2 separate regions of the Mus musculus genome follow, and region 1 is linked to region 2. A link is a loop called in an ENCODE intact Hi-C map of the cell type or tissue named here. Cell type or tissue: gastrocnemius. All regions are shown on one strand. Links, peaks and the distances in the headings refer to the core of each region. The heading gives the core; the rest is flanking DNA.

Region 1 (12,220 bases), core at 1-8,000, 160 kb after region 2:
GGTACTTACATGCATGTAAAAACCTTCCTCCTATACACACACATACACACACACACACACACACACACACACACAATTTAAAAATAAATCTTGAAAAAAAGTTAAAACAAAAGGCTTTCTTAAAAAATAAAACCACATACAGTAATTACAGTGCTCCACTTACTCGGGTGTCTTGGGATCCACAGTGCACTGGAGATACATTTTTTTCCAGTGTGAACACTGAAACCCAGAGCTCCCCGAGCTCGCTGTCCCTAGCATGGCACACAGTAGGCGTTCATGCAAAGCATCCTTCTTGCTGACAGGCCTATGAGGAATTGTTCTGGAGGCACCATATTAAATGTGTTCGAGCAGTCAAGAGAGATAACTACGATGCTCTCAGATCTGTGTTGTTCCAGATCTTCAGCCAAGGCCTCTCCTTCCCATCATGGATGAAGGAAAAAGACATCGTTAAGGTACAACTCCCCACTGGGAACATGGTCATAGCGGGGTCGTCCTGTCTGGCTAGCTCTGTGCTCAGAGGGGTCCCATGGTGAGGAGCTCTGGTCATTTAACTGGTTCCCTCTCCCAGGTCACTGCAGGTCTCAGCATGCTGGCATTCCCAATTCTGTCCATTTTCAATGTTCTCAGATTTCCTGAGAAGTGTCAGTCCTTCACAAGGAAGGACTTTTTACTTATAGAAACATTTTACTCTAACATAAATGTTTACTAACAAATGCAAAGAGCGTACAATTGCCACACCAAAGGTTTTCTCATGTACCTCTGCGGTCAGTCCCCCCAAGACCTCCCAAGTCCTCTGGTCCCACAATCCCTGATTCAGTTTCTGTGCCCACAGGTTTGCTGCCTCCATGGCCAGATGAGTGGGCTCCTCTAACACAGCCTGTTGAATATGGTTTCCTTCCCAGAGCAGGGCGCATGCGTACTTCCCCGTGCTGCTGGCAGAGTTCTGAAGTCATCTCTCTGCTCTGAGATGATAGTCCTTTATATGAGCAGAACACAGCTTACTCTCAGTCCAAGGGCATCTGGATTGTTTCCTGTGCTTGGCAACAATGTATCGGGCTGTTAAGGATAGTCTAGCACAGGATTTTATAGGTACATTGTCTGTTTCTTCTAGGCAAATGCCCAGGAGCTAGCTTCCTGGTTATGTGGGAGGTATGTGCTTAACTTTAGAGAAACTGCCACATTGATCTCTAAACCTGCTTGGCCTTTTTTTTTTTTTTTTTTTTTTTTTTTTTTTTTTTGCCATTCCGCCAGTATAGTGTAAGGGTTATAGTCGCCCCACCTGGTCACCAGCAGTTAGAATTGTTGGATTTATTTGTTTGTGGCCATTCTAATAGGTATATTTTGTTTGTGTGGGTGGGGGAGGGGCACATGCCTTAGTGCATGTGGAAGACAGAGGACAGCTCCACGAACCTGGTTCTTTCCTTCCACCTCTGCATGGGTTCCCAGGATTGAACTTGGGTCATCAAGTTTGCACAGCAAGCCCCATTGTTCACTGAGCCATCTCGCAGGCCCTCACTTGGCTTTTAATGAACAGATGTTGAGTATCTCTTGTGTACCTATTTGCCATCCATATCATCGTCTTGGAAAATTACCCATTTGAGACCTTTGTCTGTCTCTGTTGGATCATTTTCCAATTGCTGTTTTGGAAATTCTGTATATGTCTTGAATATGAGTGCTTCATTGGATATGTGATTTGCAGATGTCTTCTCTTGGTCTCAGGTCTTTTATCATTTTTCTTAATCAGTTATGGCAGTGTGTTCTCTCTTTTATTTATCTTATTATATGGCTGTTTTGCTTGCATGGATGTACATGCACTATGTGACAAGAAAAGAGCAATGGGTCCCCCTGGAACTGGAGTTACAGACAGTTGTGAGCCACTGTGTGGGTGCAGGGAACTGAGCCTGGTCCTCTGGAACCCTACCTAATGACTGAGACAGCTGTCCAGCCCCAGTCACATTGTCTTGATTAGCAACTTGAATTATGTTTTGATTGCAGCATGCCCAATTTAAGATGGCAGAGCAACAAAGAGGTAGCACTCATGTATATGGCCTCACGGTCTGTCTCCTTGGTGTCTTCTGTTTAAAATTGTTCTCTGTCATTCTATTTGATAGCAGATACTTGTGGAATATATGTAGTATGCTAGCCCTACCTCTAGTTAACTCAAATAAAGAGTGTTACAGAAAACCCAGGTTTCCGCTGCTGAAGCTGTGCAGTAAGGCACCAGCTGTGCAGAGTGGACTTGGTTCTTACAGACACCGAAGTCTAATCTTTGCACCTTCCAGAATTTGACCTGGAACTCTGTGAAATGAATGGTATAGTTGCTCGTTTCTAGTGGAAATGAGGCTAAAGGGTAAAGGAATAGGAAATGCTGGCTAAGTCCTTTCTCGGCCTTTGAGGGACAACCGGGTCTGGAAGGCAACAGCGTCTCTGCTAAGACAGCAGCTGCTTGGTATGCCCTGCTTTCTTAACACCATTTAGTTACATAGTTTCTAAAGCAATATGCCAAGGGCATGCAGCATTTTATACAAAAGGATTGCTCCTTTGGGCAAAATCCTAGGTTTCCATCTTTTCTAGAATATAATCTAAAAAAAAAAAAAAATCACTTAATCCACAAATCTAAAGCAAAGATGGCCTCGTGCTTTTTACTTAACTGACATTGTTGTCTCTCCGAGGGTTGCTCCACGAGATAAGACCATGTGCCGTGGCATTCCAAATCGTGCGTGCTAAGTGCTGAGACACTAATCATTTGTCGGCATCTACTTCTTTTTCAAGCTTCCTGAAAAACTACTCTTTTCTCAAGGCTGTAACTGGATCCAGCAGTACAGTTTCGGGCCTGAGAAGTACACAGGTTCCAATGTGTTTGGAAAGTTACGGAAATGTGTGGAGTTACTGAAACTGCAGGTGAGCGTTTAGGGAAACACAAAACAAGAAAAACCCCACCTACTGGAATAGAAGCATCCATGTCTCAACTGCAGCGGGTTCCCTGTAACTTGGGGCGTATCCGGTGCGTTAGGGAAATGAAACAATGCAGAGCGCCCCCTGCTGGTGGAAGCTTGCTTTCTCCTCCAAGTAGCAAGGCGGAGCCAGTGTCCTTGCTCTGTGATGGATTTGCCAGTTGTGGGGTAGAAGCTTCCATAGCTTTGCTGGAAACCTGACCCGTGAGGGAATTTGGTTTCCAATATGGTACAATGTCCAAACCTCAGAAATGCCCTCCTGCAAGCAATGCCCCCTGCGCATGCGGGGTTGGTGCGGGTATAATAAGTAGACTAACAGCTCTGCCTGACTTTTAGTAATAATCAGGCTCCAAGTGATGGAAAGTATGGTTTGCTTACCTCTCTCTGTCTGGCTTATCTGGGGGGAAATGCCTTTCTGAGCCATGGCTCTCTTCTTGCTGAAGAACTGAGTAGTCTATACCCTGGATGATTATCACGAGGGTGTGAGTTAACCCACATAGGTGCTCTGCAGAGAGCCAGCCAGCCACACCCTCTCTTGCATGGTTCTACACTGGCATAGTCCTTGGACGACCCGATGGCCCCAAGCAGTTTTAGAGAACCGACATGTTTGATAGTTTACACAGTAATGGTGTGTCTTGGGGAAACTGACTTTATTTTATTTTTTATATAGATAATTATATGCATTTGTGCATTAGGCTAGTAACTCGTGCTTCTCTTATGAGATGCTGTAGACTGGATGACTTAAACAAGCAATGATTATTTCTTGCAATTGTAAAGGTTGGATGTCTGAGACCAGGAGTCCAACAGGCAGTGACATTCGGTGATGGCCCTCTTTCTAGTTTATAGACAGGTGGACAGCGTTTTGGTTTTGTTTGTTTTGTCATCACATAACAGGAGGAGAACCAGCAATCACTGGGCTTCCTCTTAGAAAGCCACCAGTCCCACTTGTGAGGACTCTACCCACAGAAGCCAATACCTCCTCCAATACAGGCCTCACCTCCTAATGCTGTCTCCCTGGACTAAGATGTTTGACCTATAAGTTTGAGGAGGCAGGTGAACATTCAGCCCACTGTGGTGTACTCATGATTAAAAAGAATGCAATAGTCCCAAAATGCAGGCATGAAAATGTAACTGTATAAAATCCTGCCCTCCTGTTTGGCTTATTTGATTAGTGGTTCATATGTTGCTGTGTGATCTTCTCAATTCACACTTCCCAGTTCACACGCCCCAGTTCACACTTACCAATTCACACTTCCCAATTCACACATCCCAGTTTACACTCCCCAGTTCACATGTCCCAGTTCACACTTCCCAGTTTACATGTCCCGGTTCATACTTACCAGTTCACACTTACCAGTTCACACGTCCCAGTTCACACTTACCAGTTTACACTTACCAATTCACACTTCCCAGTTTACACTTCCCAGTTTACACTTACCAATTCACACTTCCCAGTTTACACGTCCCAGTTCACACATCCCAGTTCACACGTCTCAGTTCACACTTCTTCCTGTGTTTGTAGTGGACTGAGTTTAGTGGGATGAGAGATCACCACAAGAGAGGGAGCATGTGTAACAGCCTCTTCTCCGACGCCATCCTGGAGTGTAAACTGTACGAAGCTTTGAAGTTCCTCATGCTCTACCAGGTCACGGAAGCGTATGAGCAAATGAAGACCAACAAGGTTATCCCCAGCCTTTTCAGACTCCTGTTTTCCCGGGAGTCATCGCCGGATCCTTTGAGCTTCATGATGAATCACCTGAATTCCATAGGCGACACTTGTGGTTTGGATCAGGTGAGTAGGACTCATGGTGTGTGATCCAAGGGTGACTCGGAAGTACTTGAACCCATGGCCTTTAGGGTATATGCTTAGCATTGATGAAAACACCTGCACAGAGGTGGCTAGCTAAAATTGCTGGCCCTCCATGTGTGAAAGAAAAATAACAAGGCTCCTTTCTGGGTGCCATGCCCTTGTGAGTCCAAGCATCCTTGCACCAGAGAACGCTGCTTCATAGATCCTTGTGACCACAGTGGCCACTCAGAAAGCCAGATCGTTGCTGGAAGGCATGTACTTACCGGTCACAGAGAAAAGCAACAGCTTTAAGATCAGAGAATGACACAAGTCTTCTGTTTACGCCTGTTTTCTGTACAAAAGAAGTGGTGAATTGGATGACATATTTACCAAGAGATAAATTGGTTGGAAAGAAATGCAGTTCTTAATAGTGAACACTCTCTCCTCCCTCCTAGTCTCCTCCCCTCTTCTCCTCCCCCATCTCTTCCCTTCCCCTCCCCTCTCCTTTCTTCCCCTCCTCTCATCTTTTTCTTTTCCTTTCCTTTCTCCTCTTTTTCTGTCTTCACTTCCCTTCTCCCTTTTCCTTCCCCCTCCCCTTCCCCTTCCCCCTCTTTTCCCCCCTCCTTTCCTTTTCTTTTCCCCTCTGAGATAAAGTCTCACTTTATAGCCCAAGGTTGATCTGTAACTCACTCTGTAGCCCAGGCTGGCCTCCTCTTGCTTTAGCTTAGATTACAGCTGTGAGCCACTGCCCCTGGCTTGAGTGTTCCTTTCTGTTTCTGCACAGTTTTCTCCTGACTTCTTGCTAGTCATGGTCCTGCCCTGCTTCCACACCGTGGGTACTTGTCCCTAAGTCGTGCTCACTTGCTGTCCAGGTGAGCCTGACACAGAGTGGGTCATCTTATAAAGTGCGGCTAGCGCCATCACTGTGGGAACGGATAAATACCTGTCTGTGACGTTGCCTTCGTCTCTCCCCCAGATTGACATGTTTATACTCGGGTATTCTCTTCAAGTAAAGATAAAAGTGTTTCGACTGTTCAAGTTTAACTCCAGAGACTTTGCAGTCTGCTACCCCGAGGAGCCTCTCAGGGAGTGGCCAGAGATCTCCCTACTGACTGAGAATGGCCACCACTACCACATTCCCGTCTTTTAAGTCTGCCGTGGACTGGACATCAGTTCTTCTCAGAGACAGTGGGCACACGTGCAGAAAAGCACTTCTAAAAGACCCACAGTGGTGCTTCAGCCAAGGAGGGCATCGAGATGGGTGGAGAGAGACGGGTGGTTCGCCTTCTGTTTGAGTGAGGTTCTCCAATGCAGCACACATCTGTGCACTGACTTTGCCATTGAGGGATCCTCTGGGTTGGGTCTTTAAGACGAAGGGAAACTTAATATGGACAAAAATTGGAAGGGACACAACCTGAGCAGTGGGGATTGTTTTATCTCGGATCTTCATGTTCTTCAGTAAGAATCTCTCTGTGGATTTGGAACAATCGTAAATAAACAGGGCCAAGTTTTACAAGCATTACCCTCCTGGGGGGAGGGGGTCTTTGTTGTTTACTAATTATCCAGAACAGCCTGATTAATGTTAAAATACTGTGTGTGTTTATGTACATTTGTGTGTATTATAGACACACAAATGTATGTATTTGTATATGCGCATACACCGCAAACAACCTCTGGTTTGTAATATTGTACAGTTTCTTTATATGTCTACAGCTTTTGGTATTCTTGTATCTGTCCAGCTTAAATCAATTTATTTAAATAAAAGAAGATAAATTGTATGGATTTGGGCAACTGTATAATTTTTGAGCTGCCATAAAAATATTAAGCTATGCTTTAATTTAATCTATATTTACAAATCCATTTAATGAATAGAATCTTGTGATTAGCTTAGTAAAATTCCAGATACAGATGTGTTTGCGTCATTGCCCCAGAATCCCAGAAGACATTGATTAAAGAGAATTTGTGTCACCTCCTCGACCCCTAAACAAAACATGACAAGTACAGGCTTAAATTCAAACCCGTATTCCTAGAGCTGTGGTTCTCAACCTGTGGGTCTGGACCCCCTTAGGGGTTCCCTTATCAGATATCCTACATATCAGATGTTTATTACAATTCCTAAGATTAGCGATATTAGAGTTATGAAGTAGCAAGGGAATAACTTTATGGTTGGGGGTCCCCACAACAGGAGTCCATGCACTTGGTCTACAGGTGGCCCTGGTGTGATGAAAGCCTGTAAAGATGGAAGAGAAACCAAACCTCAGAAGATAAAGGACTGCATGCGCAGCTGGCAATCCTGTTCATGTCCTTTATAAACTGGTCCATTCTGTGTGTGATCTGAAGCATGCTCAAGAATCTCATCTGGCTATAAAGGGTTTCCGTTGAATTAATCGTGAGCCTTGAGTACAGGATACTTGCCTGGATTTCTACTCTCACAGAACATTTCCAGAAGGAAATAAGTTTTCCATTGACTTGTTCAAGAATTCAGCAATGAAAACACTTCGCCGATGATAAGTGATGACGTTATTCCGTAAGTTGTCATACTTTATCATGTGTATGCAATCACTCAAAAAGTTTTGGATGAGAAAATGATCCCAATTAGAGGAAACAAGATGGTTGTTTAAGTGGAAACCTGGCATATAGTTGTTAAATCCATGAATGAGCTAGTATAGCAGATATTGTGTTTCCTAGGAAGGTGCTCAAAAAATGTACATAGTAAGTCAGCCAGGGCTTCCATGTCATGTGGAAATTCTAAGAAGAACAAAACTATAATAAAATCATCATTTTTGGAAAACTTCAACAGGTTTCAGTTAGCCAGTCACATGCCTGTTCCGAGAGGATGGCTGTGGCCCGGGACCTGTCCGTGGTGCTGAAAAGGCGATGCCACAGATGTTCAAGGATGCCCTGAAACTGTGAACCAGGTTTTCTTCCAGGTTTCTGTTTCCAATGGCAGCGCTAGTAATAAAAATTATTATTTTATAGATATTGCTTCTTCTTTCTTAAGAATTGGGATTTAAGAATGGCTTGCTTTAGTGGTAGCTTGCATTTTTGTGAAATGTATAATTCAGTAGTCTTTAGTGAACTCATAAAGCTTTTGACTGATTTCTATCAATTTTAGGTCATATTTTACAAAACCAAAAATAATTATTCGTATACATGTGTATATATATATATCCCTTATCCTCTGGCAAGCATAGAACTACCTATGCAGATTTGTCTATTTGGGATATTTTATGTAGGGAGAATCATTCAGTGTGGCTTTTCATGACTGGTTTCACAAATCATATTTCAAGGATTGTATTTGCACAGATATGAACCAGGCCCTCACCACTGACAGCTCTGTTGTGTTAACATAGCGCATGTTGCTCCTCTACTCAGCAGCCGGTGGGCAGTTGGGCTGTTTCTGCTGTTCGGTTGTTATTTTAAGTGCTTCCATGAGCATCCATGTGTAATTTCTCGTGTACATTATTTTCAACATTCCAAAGTCTGTGCGCAGAAGTAGAACTGTCAGGTTATATGATGCTTTTATCACTCAGAGGAACTTTCAAAGACTTTCCCAAAATACTGTTCCTATACATCCTTCTGGTTTTCCATCAGAGAGGATGAGGGCTTCCATTTGTTCGCATCCCCACTCCGCTGGTTACTTTCAACTCTCAGCGTGGCACAATCGATAACCCCAGTTGTATGCGGAAAGGGACAGTTGGTGAATCACCCAGAAGAGTTGGCCTGTAGGCGCGTCTATGGGGAATTGTGTCGACGGAAGTTAGTGTCTGAAGCCCCAGTCCAGGGTAGGCTACACTTTTCCTTGGTCAGGCCCTGAAATACATGTGCAAACGAGAACAAAGCCATGGAGCAGATAGAGCCGGTGGCAGGTGCGTTTGTTCCTTTCCACTCTTGACTGTGGATGTGATGTGACATAGCTCTCTTAAGCTCCCACCTCCGGACTTCCCTGAAGTGATACGCTGTCACCTGGAATTATTACCCAGATGAACCCTGTCCTCCCCTGTGCTGCTTTTGATGTAGGTGTGTTTTTCATTTGTTTTGTTTTGTTTTGTTTTGTTTTGTCTTTTAACCACAGCAACAGAAAGGAATCTAGAACAGACACCAGTATTTGTGACTGTCTTCCTAAATTTAAACGACCTAATATTGTGTGTAGACTTTTAATATTAGAGAAAAGGGCAGTTTTTAAACAGAGGGGAGTATAAGGTAGAAACTTCTGGTGACTTAGCTAGGTTATAATGATGTTTTGCTGAAGCAGACACAGGTGAAGGGATGTGTTACTATAGCAACCATGTGAAAGGATGCGTGATGTTTATAAGGAAGAGAAATATGACCTCCCAGACTGTGGAGCTCAAGCATTAGTTCTCATTGCTCCACCTTGCCAGTCTTTGCTGATGACCCGCATGTGTGGGTTCACCTTACATTGCATTTCTGAGCTCTGTCTGTGGTGACTTCATAGAGCGAAACTCGCCAGGGACCTTCTCGTGAGGTTCCTGCAGCTTCTTGCGGCTTCCATGGACTCAGGCTGATGGGAGAGTTTCGTGGTTTCTTTTGGATTGAACTGCCATTGCTGGTTTGTGTGTGGCGTTTGCTGGTGGACTAGACTGAAAACAATGAAGATTGGCATGGCTCCAAAGAACTATTTCTAAACCTGTCTACTTTCCTTGTATCTTAATAACGTTTCTATTACTTCTGGTGGGTGATAGGCTAAAGTAGATTGTGAAAATCTATGCCTATGACCTAACAAGTGTAAACGTACATCATCTTGATTTTAATTTAGTTTCATTTCTCTAATTTCTCTAATGACTATGGTTTTGAGCACCTATTCTTGTATTTATTGGCCATTTCTTATTTTTGTGGTGAGATGTCCATTCAACCCCTTTATTCACTTTAAAATACTTGTTTTTTTCATTGTTAAGTTGAAAAGGTTATTAACATAGGCTGGATACACCTTCCTTACCGGACAGAGACTTTTTTCCTACCATTTGATGGGTTGTCTTTCTAGTTTTTCATGGTGTGAAAGATCATCTTTAGCATCCTTGAATTTTTCCAAATGTCTACTCCGTCAGTTACTGTTAAAGAGTTCATTAACAGGCTGTAGGAATAGATTCAGGGCTCATGAAGTGGTGCCATCAGTACAGTGCTTGCTCTGAAGACCTGAGGACTTGAACTCAATCCTTAGCACCTACATTAAAAAAGAGCCCTGTGTGACTGTGCACACATGTAATCTTAGCTCTGGGAGCAGAGGAAGGGAAATCCCTGAGACTTGTTGAGCATCCAGGTTAGCTGAATCAGTGTGTTCCAGGTTAAACTTGAGATTCTTTCTAGAGAGACAAGAGGAAGGACTCTTCAGAAAGATTCCTGACATAGACCTCTGGGCTCCAATTGCACACACACACACACACACACACACACACACACACACACACAAAATGTACAAACACACACATAAACATGTATGCACATAATACTGCCATTGCCATTGCTTTGAATGGTTTGTGACAAAGCAGTGACAGTATTTCATAACATAATTTGTGAATACCAAATGAAAGAAAATTCTTAGTAGACTGATGGTAAAATACGTGTATTTGAGGCTAAGATGATCTGTACCCCACAAAAGAGACATGCCTCTGTGCTTTGCCTTTTGACTATACTGAGCCTGCTTGCCTCTCTCTCTACACACACACACACACACACACACACACACACACAATTTCTTATTTAAAAGTGAAAGTGAAGAACAAAACAAAACAGGAGCTTGAGGCTGCTTTATGTTCCAGAATTTAAGTTTGTATTTTCACAATCTATTCTTTGTCAAGAAAATGTATTGATTTTACATACACCCACCTTTTACTTCATTTATTTATTTAATTTTTTTCTTATTCACTTTTCGTGTTGCTCTCTGCCCCACTCCTGGTCATCCTCTCCCACAATCCTTCCTCCCATCTCCCTCCCCTTATCCTCTGAGCAAGTGGGGGTCCCCATGAGTATCCCCTCACCCTGGCACATCAAGTCTCTGTGGGACTAGGTGTATCCTCTCCCACTGAGGCCAGACAAGGCAGCCCAGTCAGAAGAACATATTCCACAGACAGGCAACAGCTTTTGGGACAGCCCCTGCTCCAGTTGTTTAAGGCCTACCTAAAGAGCAAGCTACATATACACATACACCTTTTTAACGAGGAAGATATTCTGTAAGGGTTGTCCTGATATAACTGGATGGCTGCATGTAAAAGAATGCAAATAGATCCATATTTATCCCCCATGCACACAGTTCATGTCCAACGGGGTTAAAGACCTCAACATAAGACTAAAATATGCTGAACCTGATAGTGATAGTAGAGAAAGGAGGGAATAGCCTTGAACGAATTGGTGTAGGTGACAATTTCCTGATTAGAGCATCATTAGCACAGGCACTAAGATAAATAAATAGGGCCACATGAAACTGAAAGCCTTCTGTAAGGCAAAAGGACAAAATGGCAGCCTATAGAATGGGAATAGATTCTCACCTACCCCACATCTGACAGAGCACTGATGTCTGAAATATATAAAGAACTCAAGAAACTAGATCTCAAAACAAACAAACAAAAAACCCAAATAATCTAATTTTAAAATGGGTGACAGATCTAAACAGAGAATTCTCAACTGAGGAACCCCAAATGTCTGACAAACACTAAAAGGAATGTTCAACATCCTTAGCCAGCAGGGAACTGCAAATCAAAGCTACTTTGAGATTCCATCTTACACCTGTCAGAATGGCTAAGATCAAAACCATAAGTGACAGCCATGCTGGCAAAGATGCGGAACAAGGGAACCCTCCTCCATTGCTCCTGGGGGTGAAAAGGGCTACAGGCACTATGGAAATCAATATGGCAGTTCCTCAGAAAATTGGCAATCAATTCTCCTGAGGACCCAGCTATACCACTCTTAGGAATATACCCAAAGGATCCTCTATCCTACCACAAAGGCAATTGCTAACTCTGATCATAGCAGCTTTATTTGAGATAGCCTGAAACTGGAAACAACATGGATGTCTCTCAACTGAAGAATGGATAAGAAAAATGTGGTTCATCTACACAATGGAATATTACTTAGCAGTTAAAAAAAGAGAGAGCATCATGAAATTTGCAGGCAAATGGATAGAACTAGAAACTATCATTCTAAGTGAGGCAACCCAGATCCAGAAAGGCAAACATAATGTGTGCTCACTTATAAGTAAATATTAGCTCTTATGTAAAGGATGATCATGCAATAATCCACTGACCCAAAGAGGCTAAGTAACAAGGAAAGCTCAAGGGGAGACGCATGAGTCTCCCATGGACGGGGAGATAGAATAAATCCTGCAGGTGGACAGAGGGCAGGTGGGGATGGGAATGGGAGGGATTGGGTGAGGGACGATGGGGGGGGAGAGTACAGGGAGAGGCGACTGGAATTGGAGGACATTTGGGGGGCCACATAGAAGCCTAGTGCAATGGAAACTCCC
Region 2 (12,439 bases), core at 2,100-10,099:
GAGGCCTGGAGATGAAACTTGGGTCATAAGGCCTTAGAGCAGGTGCCTTGACCCGCTGAGCCACCCCACCAACCCCTATTTTGGGATTTCTTATATGTTTTATTTAACTATTAGAAGTCACATATCTATAAGACCCTTAGATCTTTAACATCGACATATTTGTCATTCTTTATGTCTAGTCATTAATTTTATATACAAGTTCATGTATAAAAGAAATACACTTATTAATCTTGTGAATTTCCCAAAGAGATCTATCAGTAAAGCCCTGCCAATTTGCCTGCCCAATCAAGAAGATGTTCAATTATATGCTTGAGTAGACTTAGTATGGGCTATCTCTTTTTCCAAAGATATGTTGCTTGTATAGTGGGGGGTGGGGAAAGATGCACAATATTACTAAATGTATCCTTGGTTTCAGAACTAGTCTAATAGGTGGCAGATTGTGGCTGGAGAAAGGTACTGTGTACCCTTGGTGCACAAGGCCATAGAAATATTGGACTTAACTTTCTGCCTTTATAGTTGTACACGTTCAATTGAGATAATCTCTCCTGGGAAAGTCTGGAAGCTGGAGTAAACTTTACACTTTCTGCTTTGGGTGGGGACCTGCCTGTGGAAGGCCTCTCTCCAGCTGTGGATAGCCCCGCTCCAGCTGTGTTCTCAGGGGGCACTCAGTCTGTAGCGATCCCTTGCCTGATGCTGTCTTTTCCTTCTAATATTTCACATGCCCTACAGCACCGTAGCCACATGCAGGCTATAGAATAGAAAGCCTACGCAGCAAGAATGTCTGTGTAGCCAAAACTTGGTTTTAAAAACCTTGTTAAGCTAACAAGATGGCTCACGATTAAAGGAGAACACCAACCCCACAAGTTGTTCTCTGGCCTTCACACAGGTGCTTAGTCATGTGTTTGGCCCCCAAATAAATAAATAGAGTCTAACTTTCAAAAGCCCTGTGTGTTTAAAGAACTTTAAGGAATAAAGGAAGCATACCTGGCAAGTTTCATAGTCACTCGCCTTGGGTGTGCATTGTAAGGTTACTTTGATTTTTAAGGGGGTTTTTGATTATACTGTCCTCCATCCTTTGGGCATCTTGTGCCCACCCTTCAGTTATATCTTTCCATGGTAACAGGCATTACAGAACACCCTTCACGTGCTCTGCTATTCACTGATGAGCAGTATGCAGCGCTGAACTGCGTGGCTGGGCTCCTTGCCTTCCTATGAAGACGCTAAGCGCAGCCTAGGCTTGTAAGCAGTGTTATTGCAGGAGAGGGGCACACACCAGACATACTGTGGATCTGTATCCCCTCTTCTGTTGGTGTTCTGCTAAGTCCCCTGCAAAGTAAACCTGTAGACTTGGAGAAGTTTGTGCTGATATTTTCACATGCTTTAAGAAGAGAGGGCTTATTATTTCATCAGAAACAAACACTTGTCATTAATGTGGTACTGTGCCCATGTTTAACAGTAATGACCCTATGATAAAGCTTCCCTTTTTTTTTTTTTTTTTGTTTTATTTAAATATAGGAGATCCAGCAGCGGCATGGCTTAGCCAATTCCATCTCTTCCTACCTGATCAAACCAGTTCAGCGGATAACAAAGTATCAGCTCCTTTTAAAGGTGTGTATGAAACATTGTCCATCTGCAACATCACACCCTGTGTTGATATGTATCCCCTGGGCACATGTGTCTGTGGTTTCCATCTACCATCGGCAACATCACATCCTGTGCTGATATGTATCCCCTGTGCACATGTGTCTGTGGTTTCCATCTACCATCGGCAACATCACATCCTGTGTTGATATGTATCCCCTGGGCACATGTGTCTGTGGTTTCCATCTACCATCGGCAACATCACATCCTGTGTTGATATGTATCCCCTGTGCACATGTGTCTGTGGCTTCCTTCACTGACATTTCTTGGCCTGTCCAGCTTCTTATTGAAGCAGATACCTAAGATCATATCCCCTAGTTGTACCCTGAAGGAACTGGCTGGCCCTTGTCTGCAATGTAGAATGGTATTTGACTGAGAAATAAGTTCCTGGCTCTTGGACCTTTAGCATCCTCAGACTCTGGTGCTGAGACCCCGACACAGCACCTGTACATGTTTAACCCGCAGCAGCGCTGATTGGAAAGTCTGGAGACTATCTGCCCTGCGTCACAAAAATGCTCAGAATCATTGCTGATATGTGCCAGCATTGAACCCATACCTGGCTGATGCGCAGGTTTTCCATGGACTCCGGAACACTCTGCCCTCATGCCGCTCCCTATGGCTGCTAGCCATTTTATAGACCATGTCCCTACTGATCCCAAGGGCTTCTGCTTTTTGTTGCAATTAAGTAGATCTAAAATTGCCCTTGCAAAAATTTAAGTCTGATTATTTTCAACAGTAGAAAGGGGAACAAACTTACCACAGATGCGTTATGTCGTTAATGCATGTTTGCTTGCTGCATTAAGAGTCATTTACAACTTTTGTCTGGCAAAGGTACTATATTTCCTCTGCCGGTGAAGGACGCGCTGAAACATTAGCGTGTAGACTGTCCACTAATCCCAGCTCTGTCAGCTGCTGCCCTGGGCGTGCAGTAGGACACTGAAGCTTAAGGGTGTCTAAAGCTCTCTCAGTAAGAGAGACCTAGCAACTGTAAAACATGGCTGTGTTCTTTTATACAGATGTGTACTATCAAGAGACCTTTCTATCTCGAAAACCCTACTACCACAACCCCCACCTCCTTTACACACAGTGCAGTGCCAGGGATCAAACCAGGGCCTCACACAAGTTGGGTGAGCACTCTACCACCAAGCCACACCGCACCTCCTCTCCTGTACTTCTGTATGACAGTCTTACTCAGTGACTAGATAGCCATCACTACACAAATCTGCTGCTGCTGTCTGTGAGCATGGCGTAAGCTGGGAGGCTGGGTTTTGCTGGTTTGCATTCAGGTCTTGTCCCCTTTGCTTCCTAAGTCTGCACAAGTGCCTTGTCTCACCGTTGTCCCTTGTTGCCCTCAGAACTCAAGGCTTTGTTCTCAGCTTCTGTGTCCACTAAGATTACACTTCTACTTGTAAATCTTTCTCATTTTCCCCAGAAACTCTGCTGGGAACAGTAGTAAACTCCATCAGACCTCCCCAGTGGGAAGGCAGTCTGCACGGAGGGAGTTGAGGCACATTGTACTTGTAAGGCAGTTTCTGCCCAGCTCCTCAGAAGCATACACATCTGATCAAACATGAAGGTGCCCATCAGATGACTGAGTTCTCTAGACCAGGGGTTCTCAACTTTCCTAATGCCTGTGACCCTTTAATACAGTTTGTCATGTTTCAGTGACCCCCCCCCCCCCGCAACCAGAAAATTTGCATTGCTACTTCAAAACTGTAATTTTGCTACTGTTATGAATCATAATGTAAATATTTTTGGAGATAGGGGTTTGCTGAAGGGATGCTATCTACAGGTTGAGAACCACTGCTCTAGTTCCCCCTCCCCCAAGCTGATGACCACACTGCTCTGAACCCCTTGGGAATCATATACACAAGATTGTTGTCACTGTGACCAAGAACGGTCTGGCACCCATGAAGGAATACCTGAGAGAGACCCATCAGGATGTAAGCTTGTGTTTCCTGCTGTCCTACTCACGGGGGAGCTGAGGAGCTTCCAGGAAGTCAGGAAGTAGCATGACACACATAGATACCCTGGAGATGTGTGGTAGCTTGTAGCTAGTACCTCCCTAAGGAGCCTGCACAGAGGAGTGGTCTGTGTTGTGTTGCTATTCTGATTCAGGGTCCAGCCAGCCCCCGACATTGTGGGATTAGCAGGGCAGGTAGACTGTGGATGGCTGTCACTTGTCACAATTCCATATTCCTTACAAACCAGTAACATTTATTTTCTCATTTTGGAGATGTGGTTGGCAAGGCATAACAACTTCTTTCAGAACGGCGACGGGATCTGACTTCCTCCAGGTCCTCATTCAAGTAGATCAGACACTGTTGCCTATGTGAACCTGAGTGATTCCCTTTTTGTTTGTTTCCTGAGCACCGTGAGCTCTCATGGATTCTGCTGAGGTGTGGCTGGCAGAGCGTTTTGCAGTCCTTTGCGAGTTCACGGTGTTGATCTTCTCCAGGAGCTGCTCACATGCTGTGAGGAAGGAAAGGGGGAGATCAAAGATGGCCTGGAGGTGATGCTCAGCGTGCCCAAGCGAGCCAATGATGCCATGCACCTCAGCATGCTGGAAGGTAACCGGACACACCGCGCCCGAGGCGTCCCCCTCCCCCCTCTGTGCACAGCACTGTCGCTGATGCTGTGTGAGTCAACTATCACACCGCCATCACTGATGCTGTGTGTGAGTCAACTATCACAGCACCATCACTGACGCTGTGTGAATCGACTATCACAGCACCATCACTGATGCTGTGTGAATCGACTATCACTTTCTGGACTTGGTAACAGCAGTGCCATTGTACACTCCAGGAGCACTTAAGTCTTGTTTAATGCTGCCTGGGTTTCCTGCTAACAGAGGTGTAAATGATGAATGAACGCACTGGTTATAGACCCGAGGATATAGAAGATCTTGTTACTTCCCCATTTCCATAGCCATTGCTAGATGTTTGCACAACTCAGTTGTCTGCTGAAGCAGTTGAATGTAGTGTGTAACATGGTGAACAGAAATGAGACAAATGTATCCAACAGGGATTGTAGTAATTCCAGTTTGCACGAATGTTTCTATTTAGTAAAGCTGCCTCTGCACTGCCGAGGTTAGCAATGCAAAGGGCCCATCCCAAATGCTTTTGCTAGTTTATGCCAGGTCATTGGTACCATCAAGAAATTTATTAGTCAGGACTCAATGCCACTCTGTAATAGAGACTCAGAGATCCAGCAATCCTCGTTGTTCTTCCTCTGTTCTTCATGATGTCATCAGAGGGAAGGGCTATGTTCTGGCTCATTTCTGTCCTATGTATTTTCCTACTTGAATAGGTCCTGCAGGACCACATTCATATTCCACCTCACAGCAAGTACAAGAGCCTGTGGGTAGGGAACCCTACTAGCTGTATACATTCATTTTCTCATTTGCCCAGGGTTAGGATGCCTAGCTCTTCCTCACTGTGAAGGGACAGGCGAGTGATGAACTTACATAAGATGGCTCAGTGGAAGTTTATAGTAAAGAGACAGAAAAGAAGGGAGAGAGCAGCTTCCACCCAGGAGCCACTTTGCTAAGTCCTGGTGGCCACATTGTAAGGAAAGAATAGTCAGGGAGGCCACCATGTGCCCGGTCTAGGCAGATCCACGTGCAGAGGATTCCAGACTCCCAGAAAATGGGTTAGTAAAGTTGGCTCCACCAGGCTGGGGCCTGAACAGAGTCTGAGAGGGGCATTTCAGCAACAGAGGAAAAGAATCAGAGGCTGGGGTGCGCAGTACACTGGAGGCACTCTGGTCAGGGGGAGTGATCGCCTGAGCAAAGGCCGTGCGTGATTCAGTGACAAGCAGATGGGACTTAAACCAGATCTCATGTTGGGAGCCAACAGATAGGAGTGGAAAGTAGAGAAGGAAGTTATGAGGAACCCCTGAAAATGTTTGAACTTGGGGAAATACATGCAAAGTAGTATTTTAGGAAGAGCTCTCCCTTGTTAGGAGGGCGGGTGGTGAGCGTGGAGCCACGTTGAAAGCATTTGCAGGCGAGCCGGCAGTGCTGCCTTCTGAGTCGGGTCTGCTTTTGCTTCATGTTGCAGGGTTTGACGAAAACATTGAGTCTCAGGGAGAGCTCATCCTGCAGGAGTCCTTCCAAGTGTGGGACCCGAAAACCTTAATTCGGAAGGGTCGAGAACGGCATCTCTTCCTTTTTGAAATGTCCTTGGTGTTTAGTAAAGAAGTGAAAGACTCCAGCGGGAGAAGCAAGTACCTGTACAAAAGCAAGCTGTTTGTAAGTATGGCGTCCAGAGCTCGAGTCCACAGACCGCAGCTGCAGCCTTCCTGTAGGACAGAAACCTCCTGCCTGCTGCCTATAGCTTCCTCCTAAAATGCTCAGAAATGTGAATCTGAATTGTGATTTCCTCTTCATCAGCTAATTTCTCTGCAAGCCAAGTCCACTAGAGGGCACACTGATACTCTTGGGGCTTGGGGATTCTGTTCTTAGAGCCCATAGCTGCTCACTGCAGGATGGAGAAACACTGTAGGGCAGTGGCTCTCTACCTTCCTGATGCTGGGACCCTCCAATACAGTTCCTGCGGTGATCCCCAAACATAGAACCATTGTTGTTGCTACTTCATAACTAATTTTGCTACTATTATGAATCATAATGTAAATATAGATACAGGATATCTAATACGTGACCCCAGTGGGAGGAGCAACCCTCACACAGGTTGAAAACTGCTGCTGTGTAAATAGATGATGTCCTACCCTAAGCAAGGATTCATATCAATTTAATTTTTTTAATTCATAACATTGTCTTAGTCAGGGTTTCTATTCCTGTACAAACATCATGACCAAGAAGCAAATTGAGGAGGAAAGAGTTTATTCAGCTTATACTTCCAGATTGCTGTTCATCACCAAAGGAAGTCAGGACAGGAACTCACACAGGGCAGGAACTTGGAGACAGGAGCTGATGCAGAGGCCATGGAGGGATGCTGCTTACTGGCTTGCTTCCCCTGGCTTGCTCAGTTTTTTTTCTTATAGAACCCAGAACTCCCAGCCCAAGGATGGTACCACCCACAATGGGCTGGGCCCTTCCCCCTTGATCACTAAGTGAGAAAATGCCTTACAGTTGGAGCTCATGGAGGCATTTCCTCAACTGAAGCTCCTTTCTCTGTGATAACTAACTCCAGCCTGTGTCAAGCTGACACAAAACCAGCCAGTACAGACATCAAAACGTATGTAAGCTCCCTTACTTGCTGCGCTCACTACAGATCCATAATAACGAAGATTTAATTATTCTCCATTAGAAATTAATTTATGCAAAGTAAATGTAAGAACAAATTTTTGAAAATTTGATAATAGCAAAATGGCATTATCACAGAAAAATATGTAATCAAAAATAGCATTTGAAAGACTCCCCAGCCCTGCCCATGCAGAGGCCTTTGGAGTGTTCTAGCGATATATTTTGGCTCGTCATTGTGTTTCTGGGGAGAGGCGCACACCCAGAACTATTGTGCTACCATTCCTCATTAGCCAGCCCTGGCTGGGTCCAGCCCATGCCTGCTTTCTGGAAGCCAAGCCAGGACAAACTCTTATCCCCTGCACTTTGACCTTTCTCAAGGCTATTGCTCAGAGGGCTGCCAGCACTGGGTTGCTGGGCAGAGTTGGGCAGAGAGAACCAGTGAACATAAAGGCAAGCTTACCATCATAAAGGAACCAGAGTGCCACACAGATCTCTCTCTGTCAGCTCTCTTTAAAATATTATTCGGTATCTAATAGTCAGGTGACTTAATGTTACAAATTTTGGGGATTTTTGTGTGTCAATCAAACTCTCCAAAGAATAGAGACTCCCAAGCGTAGAAACTTTTTAAATAATAATCTGGAATCTGAAAATTCCTGGTAACGGTTTTCAGTCCACCATCTTTGGCCGGTCCCCTGGTTGTGATTATCATTTGGATCACTGTGGCCTTACGTCAGATAGGTCACTGTCCAGCTGGAAATTAATAAGTGCATCCTGGCCAGCAGCCACTTTACTGCTGGCTTTAATCTGACCTTGGAGGCAAGCTTGTGTGTTTTAAAAACTGATACATCTTAGTTTAATTTATATTTTAAAAAAAATAAGATTCCTACCAAGGCTGCCTCTGCAGTTCCAACCTGTGAGTCACTTCCGTTGCTGGAGGGAGAGGCATGGGGCGGATTCCATCATGGGGGGAGGATGCCCTGTTGTGGATATGTCCACAGGCAGGGTTTTCATGATGAAATACTAAAAGTTAAGGATGTAGATGAAGTCAGAGTTTAGCCCTTTTGCCCTCTGTCAAGGTATGCTCAGAGTCTGTTGTGGGAGCCTCTCTGGACTAGGAAAAGCCCGTGCTTGTGTCTAAGGTTGGGCTGTTTCCTCAGCACATCCTGCTGATGAAGCTGCATTGCAATCTCCAGAAGTACTCAGGGTGGGAACAGTGTGTCCCGCGCGTGTCCACCCCGGCTTTCCTCCTACCTCCTAAGGCTCTCAACCTTCTACTGACCCGACCCTTTCGTGCAGCTCCTCACACTGTGGTGACCCCAACCACAAAAGTATTCATGGTGCTACCTCATAGCTGTATTTTTGCTACTATTATGAATTTTAATGTAAATATCTGTTTTCCAGTGTTCTTAGGCGACCCCTATGAAGGAGTTATCTGACCTCCAAGGGGGTGGTTGTAATCCATAGATTAAGAAGCACTGGACTAAGTGTTTCACATGGCCACCAACCACCAGAGGCTGTCCTCTTTCCATGTCTACTCCTACCAAAATCGTACCGTTGTCTAATTATCTAATTGTGTTTTATGCAGACCTCAGAGTTGGGTGTCACAGAACACGTTGAAGGAGATCCTTGCAAATTTGCACTGTGGGTGGGGAGGACGCCAACTTCAGATAATAAAATTGTCCTTAAGGTACGTCAATTTACAGCTTATTGGCTTACAGTGTGAACGTTTATTGTGGTGATGTAAGCTGCTTTTCTTGCTGATTGCAGGTCATTTTATTTGACTTTTTTGTTCTCTGATGGAATTGGTGAAGCCAAAAATCAATCTCTCTCTCTCTCTCTCTCTCTCTCTCATTCACTTTTAATTTAAACTGTTTTTAGTATACTGACTCTTCCTAGGAACTGCAAAGAACTCTAAAGGTGTCTCATGCGATAACCTCATCGATATTTTAGAAAACTCAGATGCTGTCTTCTTGGTCTGTCTGGAAATACCAGAGATGGTTTAGGGATGCTCATGATCTGCAAGCTGTTGAAAGGAGCCCGAGTGTGGTGAGATGCTGGTGGATGACTGGACTTACTGCATCTCCTTTGCGAGTCTTCTAGTCTTGCTTTAGTATTTCCAGAAACTGAGTTGCTCATCTGAGCAGCACTCTTTCACAGCCAAGGGACCACATGGAAGCCACGATGTTTCTAAGATCTTTGCTCCTGTGGTCACAATGGATTGTTTCCAGTGAATGCATACGGCCCAACTGGGGACCCTTGTTAGTTAGGACTGACATAAAAACCACATAAAATATTAAGTGTACCAACAAGTACATTTTAGATCATTTAAATTTTTCTATAGTTTAAGGTTGTTAAAATATATTCAAAACTAAAACATTTCAATATAATTAGAGGCGTTTGGATAATACCTTTCACCTTACAAGGAGGGTCAAATGGCAGTGGCCTGTACTTTGATCTTGATGGCTTTGAGGTGGTGGTATTGCATGGGGATGAAGAGGGAGGTGGTGGTGTAGATTTTGTTGCTGATGTTGTGGTTAGTAGAAATGGTGGTGTAGATGGTTGCGTTGTAAGGGTGTGATGACGCTGACGCTGGTGACAGTAAAGGTGGAGACAGTGGTGTCCATCGCAGTGAGGGTCTTTATGGTGGTACAATTGCTGAGGATATAGACACAAGTCCTCAAGGTCCTCAATGGTGACGGTGACAGAAGGGACGGCCACTGTGGTGGTGGCCTCGTGGTTCCAGCACACAATGACTGTCTTTGTTTGCTAAGGCAGGAGGGAAAACTGTCTCTGAGTCCTTTCACAGTTTGACGTTCCCTGAGTATACTAGTTACCCCGTTTACTGAATGGACCCATTTGTTTGACACTGTCTCTATAAAGTGTGTGCTTTTGAGTTACTCGCCATCGATGGAATAGTCATTTTGCAGGGCAGTTTTCTTTATTTCTGCAGCATGGCCACGGTTTTCCTTGATGATCTCCAGGCTGCACTGAGTGTCCTTTTCAGATCCTTCATTGTTTTATCTCCACCCTTGTGTCCGGCCTGTACATTCTGATAGACGTGAGATTTTCAAAGTTCCCCCTTTACTCTAAGTAACTGAAGAACATTCAACACGGCTTATGTAGAAAGAGCATCTGGCTCAGACTCTTCCCAGAGTGGACCATGGCTTGGCATTTCCAGAAACAAGATTCTGGTGGGGGGATGGGGGGGAAGCGCAGCATTGCCATCCCTCGTGGTGATTTCCTCCGTGCCCCGTGGACAACCTCATGACCGTGATGTCCATGTCAGAGGAGGTCAATGGTTTTCAGCTGGAAATTAGAAAATGGTATTAGCACCACCAGAGGGCTTCTCCATCTACCCATGACATTTCAAGGGAATATGTTCCTAAAATTGCTATGCGGCTGAGGTGGGCCCACAAATGACTGCCCATGTGTGCCTTTGTGGCCTTGGGCATATGTCCAGTGTTACCCACCCCTACAGGCCTCCTTTGTGGAGTTCCTGTGGGCTGAGTAGGCTATGCCATGTGAGGTGCCTCAGCTGGCAGTGGAGGAGGCCAGCAGTGGTCACCCTAGCAGTCCAGGGACAAGCAGCGGGCAAGGGCTCGTCCACATCCCTGCTGAGGGTTTCCTTGACACTGACCAAAACACAGCTTATACTTCAGCGACCTCACTGAGGTTTCAGACTGCTAGTGGACCTGTTTTTATAACCCCGCTCCCAGGGTCACTTAACAGCTCTTGGTACTGAAGAATGACGATCGATTACCAGAGTATCAAGAGATCTGTAATCACGTTTTTTTTTTTTTTTATGGTTTTAATGAAAAAAATGTAAAATTAGAGTCATTTGCTTGATAGTAAATTAAGTGAGGTGCGGTTGCTTTTCTGGGAGTTCTTTGGGAGGTGGGGAAGCCGGGGAGCAGGAGAAGCCAGTCTGCGCTGGGCATAGGCTGTGGGAAGGACACTGTCCTGATGGCTCTCCTCCCTGCACAGGCATCCAGTATCGAGAACAAGCAGGACTGGATCAAGCACATCCGTGAGGTGATCCAGGAGAGGACGGTGCACCTGAGAGGAGCCCTGAAGGAGCCCATTCACATCCCCAAAACAGCTCCGGCAGCAAGGCAGAAGGGGAGGAGGTGAGTGTGGTGGGCTCCCAAGAGTGCTTACCTGTAAGGGAGGGGACACACGACATTACACTGTTTTCCTCAAATACCTGGAGCCTGTGTGGCTTAGATGCACTGCTTTAGGGAGACAAGAAGCTCCCCTGGCTAAAAGCAAACAAAGACCTCTTCTTTCTCTCTTCTTTCCCCCATGCAACCCAAAACATCGAAGCATTCGTTTTTGTTTTGTTTTTCATTTTGTTTTGGTTTTGTTTTGTTTTTCATTTCTCAAGTGGAAATGAACCCGGGTTGGGGGAGTTTACTATGTTGAGAATTCAGTGGGAAAAATATGTTGGGCACTTACCAGATTGCCAAGCCAAAAACTGCACTCAGCACAGAATGGCACGAGGCTGCAGAGGTGGCTCAGTGGTTAAGAGCACTTGTTCCTCTTGCAGAAGGCATGGGTGCTGTCCCCAGCACCCATATGGTGGCTCACAGCCATCTTTAACTTTTCAGTTCCTGGGGATATGATAACTTCTGATGTCTGTGTGCGGCAGGCTTGTAGATGGTGCTCACTCAGTCGTCCAAGAGAAAGAGTCATCCACACAATAAAATAAACAGCTCTGAAAAAAAGCCACCAGAGTGGCTTGGTCGCATGTGTAGGAGCTGGTTGTAGGAGCAGCTGTAGCCAGCATGGGTCTCATTCAGCCAGGAAATGGTGGCCTCTACCAGCTTGCAGTGCTGGGAACTGAGTGTTTCTGTGTTCCACTAGGGATGGAGAAGACCTGGACAGCCAAGGGGATGGCAGCAGCCAGCCCGACACCATTTCCATCGCCTCCAGGACATCTCAGAACACACTGGACAGTGATAAGGTAAGCTGCGAACGGCACTGCCCCTTCCAGTCAATGTATATTCAATCAATGTCCTTAGCATCTAAAGACAAGTATCAGGTTCTAGGAGTGGTGTCAGGTTTCATGGCAGGGCAGAGACTTAGAGGTTAGAGCAAGACTATTGCTGAGAGCCCAGAAGAAATGTGTCCACTCTTCCTGCCCACTGTCTCTGTCAGTCACATGGTTTCCAAGTCATAGGCTTGGAAGACAGTATATACTTTATTTAAAATGTACCTGTAAGCCAAAGAATCTATTATTTAACATAACTTTTCCCCAGAACCCCACCTATAAATGCGGAGCTTGTCTGAGGTAGGTGTCTAACATTCTCCAATGTGGGCCCCAAAATTTCCCCTTAGAATTCGAGGTACACAGAGCACAGAAAGTTATAGATCACTGGGCTTGGCTTTGGCTTTGACAGCGATGACCACTGAAAGACAGATCTATCTTTTGTCTGGGGCATTTATGCAGGTGTGCCTCTTTCAAAAACGGCGCACATGTCTCTGGATTCTTCTTGTGGAATCTAAAGGCCATTAGAATAAACTGCTAGGCAGTGCAGCTTGCTAATCCTGGGTTTGTGTGGTAGCCAGAAAAAGTCCTGTGTCAAAGTCAGG

Evidence for each region. Peaks named below come from ENCODE experiments on the same cell type or tissue, not always from the same donor. Only the 100,000 strongest peaks of a DNase experiment are listed, where the experiment ranks them.
Region 1: it touches region 2 in a loop (4-fold over the local background); 10 of 42 quality-filtered maps call a loop at or near these places.

Annotation. Positions count from the first base shown.
Region 1 is chr15:27,650,571-27,662,790 of GRCm38, reverse strand. It overlaps Otulinl (OTU deubiquitinase with linear linkage specificity like), which reads left to right. Exons shown (of 8, transcript NM_001242423.1): 5 at 303-452; 6 at 2,773-2,901; 7 at 4,477-4,746; 8 at 5,720-7,720. The coding sequence ends at 5,893. Among named protein-coding and RNA genes, the nearest start is that of Otulinl, 25 kb to the left of the region's middle. In gastrocnemius, for the core only: a CTCF peak has its summit at 3,037 (motif pointing left); a DNase peak (open chromatin) is centred at 3,035; H3K4me3 peaks cover 283 bases.
Region 2 is chr15:27,817,435-27,829,873 of GRCm38, reverse strand. It overlaps Trio (triple functional domain (PTPRF interacting)), which reads left to right. Exons shown (of 57, transcript NM_001081302.1): 28 at 1,516-1,608; 29 at 4,100-4,211; 30 at 5,703-5,893; 31 at 8,433-8,534; 32 at 10,832-10,974; 33 at 11,711-11,810. Among named protein-coding and RNA genes, the nearest start is that of Otulinl, 140 kb to the right of the region's middle. In gastrocnemius, for the core only: a CTCF peak has its summit at 6,056 (motif pointing right); a DNase peak (open chromatin) is centred at 6,079; H3K27ac peaks cover 1,478 bases.